2 separate regions of the Homo sapiens genome follow, and region 1 is linked to region 2. The links are chromatin loops, found by intact Hi-C in ENCODE. Cell type or tissue: mammary epithelial cell. All regions are shown on one strand. Each heading gives the region's core, and the rest is flanking DNA. Links, peaks and the distances in the headings are about the cores only. Region 1 overlaps HIVEP1 (HIVEP zinc finger 1). Region 2 overlaps LOC107986567 (a long non-coding RNA gene).

Region 1 (8,527 bases), core at 300-8,299, 220 kb before region 2:
AAGCAGCAACTTCACTGCTTTTGCCAGGCCAGGTTCACCAGATTTGGAGCACAGTCAGTTAAACTGGCAATCCCAATAGCAAGAGAACTCAAGAAAATCAATGGCAATGTCCGCCTGAGGCTGAGGTCCTGCTGAGGGCAAGCAAGAGACTAGAAGACTAGCCAGGGACTTACTAGGGAGTTCTGGTAGGTGAGCCACTTACAGTGTGCTGGGTAAACTCTCCACATGTATCCCAGGTTAACCAGAGACTCTGCACATGTGTCACCAACACTAGGGCAGTCTCCTAACCTCTGCACACTCCTGGGCCACAGAGCCTGGGCATACACACACAAAGAAGACATAAGAGGGTCCAGCTGAAAGTTAAAGCCAGGACAGATGTGAGAACTGCCTGTGATTTGAAAGTGCTCCCCAGCCCACACACAGACCCACAGGCAGAGAGTCAAGGTTCAGACTGACTCACAATTAAGCTCTGATCTACCTTTGGCTTTAAAACAAAACTACACAGGGTAACCCTCTAGGAAGCTAGGATTTAAAGTAAAACATAAGAAAACAAAAAAAACAAACAAACGAAAGCAAACCTGGGCAGAGCCATCAGCAGCCACACAACATGAGAGAAATAGCCTTCACATATTTAGTCCAGAAAAGCTACTAAACCAAAAAATAACTCACAAGGGAGCAAGGATCAGAATCCACAGTTGCTACAATCTATTATCTTAAATGTAAAATATTCAACAAAAAATTGGAGACATGAAGAGAAATAAGAAAGTGTGACCCATACTCAGGGGAAAAATTGAGTCAATAGAAAGTATCTCTAGTATCCCCAAATGCTGGATTTAATAGGATGAGATTTCATAGTAGCTATTATATGTTCAAAGAACTGAAGGGAACCATATTTAAAGAATTAAAGTATGATTATAACAACAAATAGAATCTCAATAAAGTGATAGAAATTATTTTAAAAAGAGACAGAGAAGCAAATAGAAATTCTAGAGTTGAAAAGTAAAGTAAGTGAAATGAAAAATTTACTAGAGGGACTCAACCGCAAATCTGAACTGGTACGAGAAACAATCCATATATTTGAAGATAGCTCAATGAAAAGTATCCAATCTGAGGAACAGAAAAAAATTAAAGAGATATTAACAGACCCTCAGAGACCTGTGGAACAACAAACATAAAAATAAATGTGTGATTAGAGAAAAGAAAGGTACAGAAAAAATATATGAAGAAATAATGGCCAAAAACTCCCCAAATTTGATAAAACAAAAATACTGATCTACATATCCAAGAAGTTCAATAAAATTCCAAATAAGATAAACACAAAGAAATCCACAACTAAGCACATCACATTCAAATTGGAGAAAGATGAGAAACAAATGGAAAGAACCATGAAAGAAACAATTCATCTTGCAAAGAAAACAAACACAACACAATAAACAGCTGACTTCTCAGAAGTAACAGAGGCCAGAGAATAGTGGATGTTCAGAGTTCAGAAAGAAAAACAACAAAACCCTATCAACCAAGAATTCTATATCCAGAAAATTATGCTTCAAAACGGAAGGAAAAATAAAGACATTCCATAAATATTAAAAAAGCAACGTTGCTGCTAGAAGACCTGACTTTCAAGAAATGCTACATGAAATATTTCAGGTTGAATAAAAGTGGTACAGGATGATAACCTGAATCCATAGAAGAAGAGGAGAGTGCTAGAAACAATAAATATGTAGGTATATGTAAGACCTATTAGTATGTTTCTCATTTCTTCTCTTAAATTATTTTTAAAAAAGATTGTGTAAAGGAGTGATTTAACACTGTGTAACCTGCTTTATAATATAAAGGGATTAAGCATATATCACAATAATAGCATAAAAGGAGAAAGAAAAGGAGATACTGGAGAAAAGTTTCTATATTTTACCAGAGTTCAGTTAGTATTACTCTCAAGTAGGCAGTGATACTTTAAGATGCATATTATAATCTCTAGGGCAACCACTAAGAAAATTAATCAAAAGTATAGTAAAAACAAAAAAGAAAGAGAAATCAAAATCATACACTAAAAAATTTAACACAAAAGAAGGCAATTAAGGAAGTACAGAGGAACAAAAGTATGAAGCAAACAGAAAAGGCAAAATCACAGATATAAATTCAGTAATAATAATAAATTACATCAATGTGATGGAATAAACACCCACCCAAAAGGCAGATTGTCGGACTGGATGAAAAAGCAATCGCGGCAACACGCTGTCCACAAAAGACACACCTGCAACAGTGGCAGAGGTTCAAAGAAACAAAAAGTTCAACGTGAAAGAACAGGAACACACATGCCATGCAAACAATAACCCTAGTCTCTATAGTAATATCAAGTAAAATAGGTGTTAATGGCCAGCTTGACCTGAGACTTCTAGAACACTCTATGTAACCACAGATTTGTATGGGATTGCTTACAGCAACATTATTCACACAAGCCAAACACTGAAAACAATACAAATGTCCATCAAACGAGTGAATGAATCAATACAATCAGTGCATTTATATAAGAGAATATTATGTAGCGATAAAAGGTAAGGAAGATCCTGATACATGCTACGACACAGATTAATCTCAAACAATGAAAAAAAGCTACATGTAAAAACTATATACTGTATGATTCTACTTATTAAATGTCCAGAATAGGCAAATGTAAAGAGCCAGAAAACAGACCAGCAATTGCCTGCAGCTGACAGTGGGAGCAAGGATTGGTTGCAAATAAGCTCAAGGAAATTTTGGGGGTGACAGACATGTTCTAAAACTGGACTGTGGTAAAGGTTTCCCAACTCTATAAATTTACTAAACACACTGAATCATACACTTAAAACGGGTGAATTTTATTGCATGTAAATTATGTCTTAATAAAGCTGTAAAACAAATACAGTATACAGTAGTATAACTAAGGCAGTAAACTGGAGACTGAAAAAGGTAATCTTTCCATGAAGGAGCATATCCATCAAATACAACTTATTGCAAACCCTAGCTCTTCCAAGAAGATATTAACATGAATGCTGAATATATAACTCATCACACGTATGGCATTAATTCCATCAAAACATGATAGATCAACCTAAACTGTCAACATACAGAAGGATAAATAAAGCATTTAACCCCTTGGCTATGCAGTCATACATCTCCTTACATATGTTAACTGAGTATTTCCTTATATGCTCACTCATCAAATATTCATACAGCTGTCTAGACTTTCACGTGAAGCCATTATGGCCTTTATGTCTTCAACTATAAATTTCCTGGAAGACAGGGACAGAGGTGGTGAACTCCACAACATGTCCAACACCTCAGAGCCGGGCCACAGAAGTCCAGACGGGCTTATAAGTGACAGCCACCAAAGTGGCCCTCTGATTCCACCATACTTCATGACCACTATGGGCTCTTCCTGTCGCTGGGAAAGGAAACATGTTAACAGTTACCGATTCTCATACTATTTTGAGCCACGTGCTAACACCAGCATGGACCAAAATAAAGAGGTTAACGATCCAATTCATCTGTGGAGAATTAACATGCTTTCCAAAGTATTCCCCAAACAACTCAACAGTTATCATGAGCTCAACTGAGCCTATCCTTAAATTTAAACTTAAGCAAAATAAATTAAAACAAAACCATAACACGAAAATATCATTTACTTACTCTCATCCCACTACCCCAAAACCACCAGAAAAAAAGAATTATTAGGATATTACAGAAAGTGTTGTAGGGACTACTGAGAATTCAAACATATTGGATGTTTAAACATGTTTCCCACAACCTAAGGACAAATTATAATGCTTAATGTGCTAGCAGCAATTATCAATCACTCAGATGACCTGGTCCCATTCTCAAGACCTGGCACTCCACTCACAGGGGAAGACCTTCCTTGTAGGGCTCATTTGTCAGAAGGCGCACCTCTCAAAGACAGCTCTATTTTGCTGAATAACAGTCCTTCACAAGACGTTTCATGTACAGCATTGGAAATGGATTGCCTGCAGTAGTTTTCTACCAAGTTGAGTTAAATACAAAGGTGACTAGATGGAGACAGTACAATTTAAAAAAGGAGAGTACGCTACCTGACTCAACAGGTGGCTCCCTAACAATCTAATCCTTTTGGGTTGAGACCCATGACCTTGGTATCAGAAAATCAAGAACTAAATATTTCTGGCAAGACTAACTTGACCTCTAAGGCTTTCCCTTCATTTTAAAACCACAAGTAAGTGGACTTCTTCCCAACCAAATGTGAATTCCCTTATGCTTGGCAGGCAGCGGACCCTCACATACTAACTAAAGCAGTACCTAGGTTCCCCTAATAATAATTCATTCCTACAGCAATCCTCCACAGAAAGATAAAGCATTCTCATTTATTCCCAAACAGAAAAGGGTTTACAAATAAATGTGTTAACTCTCTATTTCCCAGGCAGGATTTGGCAAACTTTTCTGTAAAGCATTAAATAGTAAATATTTTAGGCTTCGTGACCACAAACAGCCACTCAACTCTGCCACTGTTGCATGAAAGAAGCCATGGTCAGTATGTAAATAAATGGGCATGGCTATGTTTCTATAAAACTTTATTTACAAAAACAGGTGGAGGATTGGATTTAGTCAGGATTTACTGATCCCTAGAATAACAGCCATTTACAACTAAAAAGTAAATTGCAGATCAACATCACCCCTACCAACCCCTAACCACCTTGTTCTCTAAGAAGAAACTAAAGATATTTGCTCAAAGCCATATTACTCTTTTGCTGGTTTATTCATACACATGATGATCTTCTGAAATAGGAAAAACAATAAAAAATGGCTGCCTCATTCTTTTAAACTGTTACCAGTTTCCTGGGTGTCAACAAATCATACTGACCTTGGGTGAAGGTTGTTTTTTAATGTTAACATAAAAGATACTGCCTAGCCACCGAACGATCTTCTTTAAATACTTATGACCTTATGACCCACCTGGCAGTATAAAAGACCTTGACCTGGTAATTTTATAATTACCATAAACAGAAACCAAACACATTAAATCTAATAAGTTTCCTTTCCTCTTTTCTTCCTTAGAGTTTCAAGTTCACTGGGAAATCCACTCTAACCAAGCAATCTAAACCAACAATCACTTCTGCGTAATTTTTCCCCCATTCATTCTTCTACCAAAGTCTAAAAACAACTTACTTTCTCTGCCAATATATCCTTCCTGTCTTTAAAAACCCGTCTCAAAACTCCTCCTCATTCAGGTTTTAGTTAAGAAGAAAGTTGACTCCTCCGCGAGGTATTTCCTCATTGCTTTACTCCACTCCAATTATTTTTTGCTCCACTTTCCCTTGGGGAATTCCATACTGCACATACTAGCCTGAAATTATATTTGTTCCTTTATGTTGCTCTTAGATCTTTTATTTTCCTGTGTTTGGAGACACAATGTATTAAAAACTCTAAGAGGGCAGGTACAAGATTTTTTGTCTAGGCATAGCCTACTAGCATTTTCACTGCTCCCGGAAGACAAACAGAATTCTCTATGATCCCTTAAAAATTGTTCTTTTTTTTTTTTTTGATATGGGGTTTCACTCTTGTTGCCCAGGCTGGAATGCAATGGTGTGGTCTTAGCTCACTGCAAACTCTGCTTCCCAGGCTCAAGCGATTCTCCTGCCTTAGCCTCCCAAGTGGCTGGGATTAGAGGGACCTGCCACCAAGCCCAGCTAATTTTTTTATTTTTAGTAGGGACAGGGTTTCGCCATGTTGGCCAGGCTGGTCTTGAACTCCTGACCTCAGGTGATCCACCTGCTTCGGCCTCCCAAAGTGCTGGGATTACAGGCGTGAGCCATCGAGCTTGGCCAACGATGGTTATTTGCCCTTTACCTGCAGTGTGGAAGAAGAGTGCCCATACGTCTAAAATAGCATGCTTTTTCCATATCCTACTGTACCTACCACATGAAGACAAATTATAGAATGTTATCTACTTTATTTTGCTTAGAATTTTAATGTTTTCACGTTAGTTTCCCCAGAAATATTTTCTAAGCCTTCAGGTCCGAAATTTCAACTGTTAGGCGGAGATTCCCACTTAAACACTGCCATTCTCCATTTTAAGTAAAACATCTCTACTTCCAACTATAAAATTAAGCAAATCATGTAAGCAAACGTCTTGGATGAGACAACTATTCTTTCCCTCTTAAAGAGCTTGGAAATTCCCTAGACTGTTTGTGATAGCAAATCTAACTTGGAATAATATATACATATACAACTTGAAATAGATTCTAAACAATTAAAGGCTTAAGAAAAAAAAAATCCTTCAAATTCTGACCTCCTGAATAACCTCAGCTCTGTGTGCTATGCTTAGCAAGTTAACTGGGATGGAGAGCATTTCTAAACTCTTACTAATCAGGAAAGAACTTTCTACTATCAACATCAGCAAGTATAAGCATGATGGTTAGAAGCAAAAGCACTGCAGACTCCTAGCTATGTGACCCTGGGCAAATAGCAATCTTTCTGTGCCTCATTTCCACATCTATAAAATGGGAATCATAAAAGTACCTGTCTCAGGTAGCTGTAGGAATCAAATGAGAAAACATGAAAAGCCCTCTGAACAGAGCCTAGTAGAGACCTGTGGAAAGGTTCGCCCTTTTTATCATCGTAAGACCTATATAAAACCACCTCCCTCTTGCCACTGGGCCTTCCCATCTGCAGAATGAGGAGGCTGAACTAAATGACCTCCAAGGTCCATCCTTCCTGCTGTAAAATGTGTAATTCTCTCAGAGAGGCGCACAAGAACCCAGCAACACAAGGGAGAGCCTTGGTTCACTCCTGGCGTGGCTTAACCAACCACCTTCCAAGTCCCTGTGTATCAGCCCAGTTTATTTTTCTCTTTATCTTTAAACTATCAAATACCACCCTAATTGTATATTTAACCTATTTCCATCTGGATACTATATTAAGCAGTTGTATGCTCACCCTATCTTTTTCTTCACTGGCAAATCTGAAAGAATTTGAAGATAAACCTATGTAAGCACACTTCAAAGTACAAAATAACAAGTATGCTTGGTTAAATTCATACTCTAGTCACACAGGCACACAGAAATTCTGTGGACAGAAACACATAAGGACCATAAAAATCAAGCTTTGTATTAAGTAGGTGTAACTCTTAAATCGTATGGTTCCAATTCATGCTTAGGGACTGCTATCTCATTACACAGCAGCCAACCGTTTTGTTATCACTTTCTATTTTTTCAATATGTTTGCATCACAGCACAGCCTTAGAATATTTTCTAGAACAAAATTCATCATAGAAAATTTCTAAAAACCTTTTGACAACTTCTCATTAAAATTGTAAAAAAAAAAAAAAAAAAATCAAAATCAATGCAACTGTATACCAAATGTAAGCCTAAAGCCTCATGATCAAAAAGAGCTTCTTTCTCAAAGAATGACTTGAGCACTGAGAAGAAAGGTCTCTCTTTGGTTATAAGTTTTTGTGCTATAGTGAACAATGGTTAACAGTATAACAGCATCACCTGTAATGAGCATAGTATTAATATGCAGAAGAGTACTGCAAAAATGTTTTTAAAGAGTTAAATATGTACATGAAAAAGTAAAGCACTTAATTTATTCATAAAATATTTTTCTGCATAATACAAGAATCAACTTTAGCCCAGACTTGCTCAAATTATCACCATTTTAAATGTGAAGCTTAAAAATGTTTTTCTATGATAGGAGATTTTACACAAATTATGTATTTTTCCGTTCTATGGTAAGATAAGATTGTACCTCATCAGAACATATTTTGTACAAAAATGTTCTAAAATAAAATCATTACTCTGGTTAATCATATTACTACATTTTGTATTTGCTTTTAAAAAGAAGCATTTGGCTAACGTTAATAAGCATTCAGAAAGCATCAAATAAGCTCTCAACATGAGCCGAAAAATAATTATCTGCAAAAAAAAAGGAGGCTTGCTATGTTAACTCCATTTTCATATTTTTATCCTCCTCAAACTAAGCACTGTCAGCTATCTACATGATCGCTCCTAGTAACTTTTTCACCCATATTAACAAAAACTATTTTTTAAATTATTACTTATTTCCTTTCTAGCTACAATATAGAGAATTTCTTTTGTTTTTGTTTTTGAAATAAGCCATGGGGTTGTTTCCACTACAAGATTTTTGATTTCTCAAATCTTAAGGCTGTCAGCATGGAACTGCTGACCTAACATTCAAATGTGAAAAACGATGCTTAAACAGCTGGAATTCCATCTGAAAATCATCAAAATTAAACCTACTCCACTTATCAGCTCAACAAGATAATCCCTACATAACAAGTAAACGTAAGATTTTATTCCTGGTAGTAGACTTTGTAAAATAACCACTGGAGTAGGCCCACAATTGATAGCAAATGAAAACATTCATCTTAATCAGATTAATTCTGAAACCCCGGCTGGGCTTCTCTTGTGTCACACAGAAGCGGAGGAGGGGACAGAGAGATGGCTGCCATCTTGGAACCTAAGGAGAGCACTTCACTTCAATCCCGCGTGATCTGTGA
Region 2 (8,527 bases), core at 421-8,420:
AAAGGTGGGATCTGGGCCAAGCACAGCCCACAGAATTCCAAAGTCAGCCCTAGAGTTGCATCATGTTTAAAATCCCAAGTATCTCTGAGACTGTGGCTCCCAACATGTCCCCTCTGAGGAAGGGACCCAGGGGAAGGGTTCTGGGCTTAACAGGAAAACATGGCAAGCTGAGGCCTGGAATGTGAGTGGGCAGAGCCTCCTAAGTGGAGAGGAGCCATGTCCAAGCCAACAAGCTGGGCAGCCTGATTATGCCCCAGTAGGCTCTTGGCTGGCCTCCAGGAAGTTCTCCCTTTTACGTCAGCTGTTGAGGGAGGAGTAGGCACTCCCATTCTCAAGGCCAGTTCCAGAGGCAAGTGAGCCCTTGAAATTGGAATGAGACTTCTTTAGTGCAGACAGACGTCCTAGCATTTCAGAACTGTGTTTTATTGCATCCATGCAAGATGGTCAAAGAGGAAAAAGAAACCTTTAAAATTGCTTTAAAAATGCACAGGCTATATTTTGGCTAGATGGATACTTGTCCTGCTTTTTATTTGTTGCAATAAAATACACACAACATAAAACATATTTTAGTCATTTTAGGATATGCAGTTCAGTGGCATCAAGTTAACCCATAATATTCATAAGCATCACTGTCAACTAGTTCCAGGACACTTTCATTAACGTAAAAGAGAACTTGTTATCCATTAGCAGTCACTCTCCATTCCCACGTCCCCCCCAGCCCCTGGCAACCATGAATCTACTTTCTGTCTCTATGGATTTGCCTGTTTTGGATATTTCATTTAAGTGGAATCATACAGTATGTAGCCCTTTGTGTCTGACTTCTTTCACTTAGCATAATGTTTCTAAGATTCACAGAAAATGCAGCATGTATCAGTATTTCATTCCTTTAATGGTTGAATAATATTTCTTTTTAAGTAGATAACTCATTTTGTATATCCATTCATCAGTAAATGGACATTTGAGTTGTTTATGCCTTTTGGAAGTTGTGAATAGTGTTGTTGTAAATATTCATGTAAAGATTTTTGTTTGATTGTCTTTTTTCAGTTATTTTGAGTATATACCTAGGAGTGGAATTGCTGGGTTATATGATAATTCTGTGTTTAACTTATTAATGAACTCCCAAACTGTTTTCCACAGAGGCTGTACCGTTGTACACACTCACCAGTGGTACATGAGGATTCCAATTTCCCCAAATCCTTGCCAACATGGTGTTTTCTGCATTCTTAATTATCATTGCCATCCTAGTGAGTATGAAGTGGTGTCCATTCTGGGTTTGATTTGCATTCCCCTAATGACTCAGGATGCTGAGCATCTTTTCACGTGCTTTTTGGCTATTTGTATATCTTCTTTGGAGAAATGACTTTTCACGTCCTTTGCCCATTCTTAAATTGGATTTGTTGTTGTTGTTGTTGTTGTTGTTGTCAGAGGTTTTTTGTTTGTTTGTTTTGTTTTGTGTGTGTGTGTGTGTGTGTGTGTGTGTGTGTGTGTGTGTGGCTTTTTTTTTTTTTTGACGGAGTCTCGCTCTGTTGCCAGGCTGGAGTGCAGTGGCGCCATCTCAGCTCACTGCAACCTCCGCCTCCTGGGTTCAAGCGCTTCTTCTGCCTCAGCCTCCCAAGGAGATGGGACTACAGGCATGCACCACCACGCCCAGCTAATTTTTGTATTTTTAGTAGAGATGGGGTTTCACCATTTTGGCCAGGATGGTCTTGATGTCTTGATCTCGTGATCCGCCCACCTCGGCCTCCCAAAGTGCTGGGATTACAGGTGTGGGCCACCTCACCCGGCCGAGTTCTTTTTGTATATTCTGGATACTGGAACCTTACCAGACATGAGATTTATAAATATCCTCTCTCATTCTGTAGGTTATGTATTTACTGTCTTGATTGTCCTGTTTTTAAAGAGAACATACTAAACAAAGCACTTAGGTGCCATTGGGAAAAGAATACCAAACAGGATAGTAACAGGCATAAAAGTTTTGAGCTAAGGGAAGTCTCCTCACTGTCATTTGTTTTCTCTCCTGGCTATCAATAGACAGCTCATATCCAAAGCTTCCTTGAACTAACCATAGTGTGTTGGGTCGTTCTTGCACTGCTATAAAGAAATACCTGAGGCTGGGTAATTTATAAAGAAACGATGTTTAATTGGCTTATGGTTCTGCAGGCTACACAAGAATGATGCTGACGTCACCTGGCTTCGGGGAGGCCTCTGGAAGCTTACAATCATGGTGGAAGGAGAAGTGCAAGCAGGCCAAAGGAGAGGCAAGAGAAGGAAACTGCCACACACGTTTAAATGACCAGATCTCACAAGAACTCAGTTACGATTGCGAGGCAGTACCAAGGGGAGGGCGCTAAGCCATTCATGAGAAATCCACCCCCATGATCCAGTCACCTCCCACCAGGCCCCACAGCCAATATTGCGCATCACATTTCAACATGAGATTTAGGCAGGGACACACATCCAAACTATGTCATATAGCAACAATACATTGTGTGAAGACTCTATGTGCCAGCCACGGCTCATAGGTATGGGGATTTAGTAACACATGCCTTATGTGTATTTGTCTCCTGTTCTTGAAGATACCTTGCAATGTAAGGGTTATTATTTCTATTGTATAGATGAGGAAACTGAGAAGCAGATATGTTAATGAGTGGACAAAGACCTCACTGCTCACAAGTGGCAGAGTCAGGACCCAAACTCAGGTCTGTCTGACTTGAAAGCCAGAACTTATCCTACTCACTCACCAGTTTGGTACATTTTGCTCTGGGGTCCTTAGGGCCTCCATGAGTCCATTTGGGGCCTTTCTGGCCATAGAGAGGAGGACCAACAGAGGGTTTGGGTCTCTGGGGCCAGCACACACTTTAATTAGGGCAACCCTGCTTCGATCTCTTTTCTAATCTGTGACTTTTGAATATGATTGTGTTTGGGCAGGAAAAAAAAGAGAGGTTTCTGGTGCTTTAAAACATGTTTGAAATCCACTGCGAAATCATGTTACTTCATGGAAGAAAATCCCAAAGCTCTCGCAGCCTCTTGTAAAATAGAGGTTTCATTAAAGGATGGCTTTTTCTAAGCCTTATAGATAGAAACGTGGTATTGCATTTGTACACACTTGCAGTCACACATGTGCACAAATACACACACACACAACCTCCCTCCACTCCCCAATTCCTGCGCAGTCCAATTCCCTACTCCAGACAGAGGATGCCAGCTCCAGGGGAAGTTGCCTCTGAACGCCCACTCACCAGAAAAAAAAGGTGGCTCTTGCCAGCAATTGCACCCACACTTCCCAGCAGTCCTGGCTGTTGCCATTCATTGGTCAGGTATGATGCTGCCTGCTCACCTTTGACAGCCTTCCCAGCAGCCAACCAGCCCAGAGAGTCTCCAAACCAGAGCCACCATTCTTGCGAAGTGAGTTCCCACCCACCCGAGAGGGAGATCCTTAGCTCCTCATCATCGCCAGTCATGATGATGAGATACTCTGGAAGACATCCATTCTGTGGAAACCCCACAAGGTGAGGCCACGTCTAAATAGCTTACAGGTGAGTGTCCTTCCTCCCTGCCTGACCACTGGCTTGGATGGAGAGGCGGTTGCATGGCCAGGTGAGGGGGCCGCGGGGCTGTGCACTCCCACATCACATTTCTGATTTTCCAGACAGCATGTCTCAGCAGGGTGCTGATCTGGGCCTGGAAATCCCCGTCCAGAGTGTTGATCTCTGTCTTGAGCTCTTTGCATTTCCCTTGTTAGGAGATTAGGGCTGTCCGACAAGTTCGTCGGAGGTTATTGCAGGCGTCTGAGGTGCCAGTGTGGGAGGGTGAACAGTTGCCGAGAGGGTGAGGGGCTTTGAAGTGGGTGGGCAGGAAGGTGGATTTGTGAAGTTTCTCAGAACTGCAACTTGGTTTTCTGAAAATTTATCCTGTGCGCCAATAAATTGTTGCCAGATGTCTGCTCCAATACAGTTCTAGCGTGAGATCACATGAAGACATTTAATGCCATTAACTGCTTTGGTCAGAAATGAGGAAGGGGTGCTGGGGAGGCTTCCTGCCCACTAGGTAAATTGGGATCCAAGAGCAGAAAGCCTTTTTTTTCTTCCATTCCTAGTTTTCTATAGCTTAAACACATATAGGACATTTTATTTCATTTTGCTCTCAAACATTACCCAACTCACCGTGGCGATTTATTAACAAACTCCTAAGGTAGACAGTGATTCCTGGACCCTTAGGCCCTGACAATGACAAAAGGGGCTCACAACCTGCAGAAAGAAACTGCCGAACAGGCAGGTGCCAGCAAGTTGTGTTTTCCAAATCATTGGCAGGTGCTTCTCATCTCTTAACCCCTGCCAGTGGCTTGCCTGTGAACCACTCCTTCTCTAATGTAGCCTAAACTTTCCCAAGTTTCCAACCACTGAAGTCACTGGTAGATTCACCACCCAATATGGGGCTCCTGCTACTGCAGGCCACTGGTAAGATACAGATAGCATTGCAGACTCAGAGGCTGAGGGATCTCCCTCTGAAGACCTAGATAATGCAAATCCAATGAGACGCAGATGAGAGCAAGCCGGGCTTTGTCCTGCCCTGTGCTGCCTTGGTGCACACACCCACGCCTGGCTACGCCCGACTCACCTATCCAGATGAGCAGCGGCAGCCCCAGGCAGAGGTCATTTGCAATCTTCCACAGCTGTGGAACATTGAATGCCATGAAGTTTAGAAAACGCCCCTTTCTCTCTCTCACCTATTTTCCTTTAGAAGCCTAGGGGTCCAATTGTAATTGAGTTTTTTCTTTACAATCAGGGAGTTTTTTCTTTACAATCTTTACCCTGATACAGAATAAAACGAAGGGTTTTAGCACAGCCCAGCCTGCATGGTTTCCCAGCATCTCAGGTATTTACACATGTGGTGGTGCCTAGTCTTTTGGTGGCGTGATCCAGCAGGGAGTCATGGAGGAGGGGAGAGGACACCTCCCCCGCCCCCATATCCCCACACTATTGGCTGCTCCCCCTGCCACTCAGCAAAGCCTGACAACCCTCTGCTACCCTCGCCACAGCTCCTCTTCACTTGCCAGGGATGAAATCAGCCCACAGGCACCTAGTGTGAACCCAAACGTATCTGAGACAGATCTCAATCCGTTCAGAAAGTTTATTTTGCCAAGTTTAAGGATGCACCCTTGACACAGCCTCAGGAGGTCCTGACATGTTCCCAAGGTAGTCAGGGCACCCACGCCTGGTTTTATACATTTTGGGGAGACATGAAACATCAATCAATATGTGTAAGGTGTACATCGGTTTGGTCCGGAAGGGCGGGACAAGTTGAAGCAGGGGAGGGGGCTTCCAGGGCATAGGTAGCTAAAAGACAAATGGTTGCATTCTTTTGAGTCTCTGATTAGCCTTTCACTGAATACACAATTTACCTGTGAGAGGAGAAGAGAGGAATAATCACTATGCCTTAGTTTGGAAACAACAGGGCAAAGGAAGCCATCAGATATGCATTTGTCTCACTTGGGCAGAGGGATGACTTTGAGGTCCGTCTGTCCTTTGTCCACAAGGAATTTTCTTGTTAGCGAATCATGAAGCAGTTATCTCATTGTAGCTATCTTATTTAGGACGAAGTGGGAGGAAGGTCCCAGCTTGACTTCCCTTTGGCTTACTCATTGTGGGCTCCTGAGATTTATTTTCCTTTCACACTGACAAACACTGAAAACCATCCCAAGACACAAGAAAGGGGAAAATGAGTTTTCCTGGGGGTACATGGAAGCCCCAGAAGGAAGGAGACAGCAGGGCGAAGTGGCAGAGCGGTCCATGACAGTAGGTCAAGGCACTGAAAGTAAACCATCTATATCATGATTTTTTGGAATGTCCTAGCTGTTAGGTCTTCCTATTGAACCAAACTGACAAATCTCAGGGATCCTGGGCTAGAAATCCCATGGATTTGATTTAGAATGATCTCCAGAAAACTGTTCCCTGAGGACTAACAAGATTTCAACCGGCAGCAAATAATAGATTTACACTTGAGGGTATGCCCTTCACGGAATCAGGAAGCTAGAACTGCCCCCCGCTCACATCGTGTGAGTCTCCCTAAAGCTTTGCTGCAGCTCTGAACTTTCGTAACACAGGCCGCAGGCATCATTTCACAATGATCACAGAGCACAATTGTATACCATGTGTTAGACATATAAAATATGGTTAGTGCAAACATGCTCACTAAATTAACTATGGCTTGCCAAATTAATTCCTGTAAGCAAAGAGAAAGAAATTCAATTTTCTAACCAATTATGCTTATTGATTTCTCAAGGTTAGGCCTCAAAGAAAAATGCAGAAAGGGTAAAAATTGCCATAGGACTTTATGAAGAAACTGTATTTGAAATATGATTTTATTTCTACTTCAGCAATAACTGTCATTCACTTTATCTATCAGTAGATCTGGGGTCTCACTTTTAGGAGAAGGTGTATTGTGTGTTCACACTGGGATACAGACAGATCTGGGTATGTTTAGGATCTGAGGAATAGGCTTACAGATTTGGGGTCTTAAGAGCTTTTTAGTAAATAAATTATCCAACTCCTCCCCACAACCCAAATTAAGTAACTCATCTGTAGCAAGTAGCAAAATGTACACCTGGAAGTCTGTCTTGTGATCCCTACATTCTTTCGGTGCCACAGTAATATGTTTACCTTGTGATCATAATTCACACTTGACCTAAATCTCATTGTGAACCAGGAACCAAGATGTCCATTTTAAAACATTCTTTTTTGAGGGGGCACAAATGGCACATTTGTTAACAAGACACGAATTTAGAAATAATTCTTTGGAGGTGTAAGATTGAAAAGGTGTAATTTATAAAGTGTCATTTAATTTATTAAAATATGTGCATTCAAAACAAACTTCCACTTTGAGAGAGACAAAAGGAAAACCAATTCTGTTTAGCACCTTTGGTAGAAACCCGGCCTCATGTTTGCACACACCCACTCCCGCACCCACACACCCTCCTTCCATTGCCCTATCCCTACCAATTCTGTGACAAAGGTCAAGCTTTTGAGCATGGTCACCATGTAATAAAGTCTGGACTATTTCACCCAATGCCAAGGTTGCTTTGGCAACCACCATTCTCATGCCTCCAATATTTCCTGGGGTATAAGCACAGCCTGACCCCAGACGGCCTGTGTGGGTGGTGCTGTGGGGGAGGGGTCTTATTACAAATGGTGATTATTGTCCCCTCCGCAGACCTATTAAATCAGAATCTCTTGGGGAGGGATCAGAAATCTCATTTTGTGTTTTTTCTTGTTGTTGTTATTGTTGAGACAGAGTCTTGCTCTTTCACCCAGGCTGGAGTGCTGTGGTGTTATCTCAGCTCACTGCAGTTTCAAGCTCCTGGGCTCAAGTGATCTTACCTCAGCCTTCTGAGTAGCTGGGACTCCAGGTATGTACCACCATGCTCGGCTAATTTTAAAAATTAATTTTTTTTTTTTTTTTTTGCAAAGATGGGATCTCACTATATTGCTCAGGCTGGTCTTAAACTCCCATCCTCAAGTGATCCTCCTGCCTCGGTCTCCAAAGTGCTGGGATTATAGGTGTGAGCCACCGCACCTGGCTAAGAATCCTGTTTTTTTTTTTAACAAGTTCTCTAAGTAATTCTTCTGCACAATAATGTTTGGTAACCACTTCCAGAAGATTGCAAATAAATTGATTTGTAAAGGAACTGGACCCAAGGCCTTGACTTCAGGCTCATATTTATCTCAGCAACTGGGCTGTAGTCTCTACCACCATCCTCCAACAGCCCAATGACAAGAAAAAGAAATGCTCAAAAATGTGATTAAATGGGAAGCAACAGAATAGGTGAAAGAAAAATCCGAGTAACAAATGCTAGACTGCTGAAAGTGGAATGGTTTTTAACTCTCCTCAGTGACTCAAAGACATCCAAGCCATCATTACTTGCAGAGCCGTTCTGGTTTGGGTAACCAGTAGTATTGACATACATATATACTTTAATGTGGATGCTGACCTAAGTCAAATGAACCATGAGAACAGCAAAATGAAGCAAAATAAAAAGTAACAGTGGGATTCTTCTTCAAATAAATATGCCTTATTAATGTATGGATTGTCAGTAATTACCAATAAATATATAAATATAGGGGACACAGCTCGAAATTTTTTACTGATAAGGGTGCATAGTCAAAAGTATTCAGGACTTTGATAGTGGAGATCGATTTGAAAGGTAAAAAAGTTAATTACAATATGGTGCTAATATATGGTCATACATGACCAATCTTAGAAGATATCTGTGTTTTAATAGAAAATGAGGCTTAGTCTGAAGGAATCCATCTTCGGTGGTGAATTTTGGGCTCTCTGGTTGGCAGGTAGATGAGCTATGAGGCAGAGAAGCTTTTACCAGGATAATTATATCCAGTAAGAAACTTCTAGTGGTTCTTAACCACACCCTTGGCTGGGATCAGGAATTCAAGACAGTTATGATTTTTCAGTGGTCACCCAATCACCTTTCCTTCTCCAGTGGGATTCAAAATGCAGTCAAGTCAGTTACTGG

The links. Peaks named below come from ENCODE experiments on the same cell type or tissue, not always from the same donor. Only the 100,000 strongest peaks of a DNase experiment are listed, where the experiment ranks them.
Region 1: it touches region 2 in a loop (2.9-fold over the local background); 4 of 110 quality-filtered maps call a loop at or near these places.

Annotation. Positions count from the first base shown.
Region 1 is chr6:12,023,064-12,031,590 of GRCh38, reverse strand. The region is part of intron 2 of HIVEP1 (HIVEP zinc finger 1); the gene reads right to left. Among named protein-coding and RNA genes, the nearest start is that of HIVEP1, 15 kb to the right of the region's middle. In mammary epithelial cell, for the core only: no CTCF peak of the experiment used is centred there; no DNase peak of the experiment used is centred there.
Region 2 is chr6:11,801,893-11,810,419 of GRCh38, reverse strand. LOC107986567 (a long non-coding RNA gene) reads left to right here. Exons shown (of 3, transcript XR_001743970.2): 2 at 1,138-1,244; 3 at 2,161-3,780. It overlaps LOC124901257 (a long non-coding RNA gene), which reads right to left and starts at 336. Exons shown (of 2, transcript XR_007059451.1): 1 at 1-336. In mammary epithelial cell, for the core only: a CTCF peak has its summit at 3,580; DNase peaks (open chromatin) are centred at 3,509, 4,569 and 4,959; H3K4me3 peaks cover 1,550 bases; H3K27ac peaks cover 4,056 bases.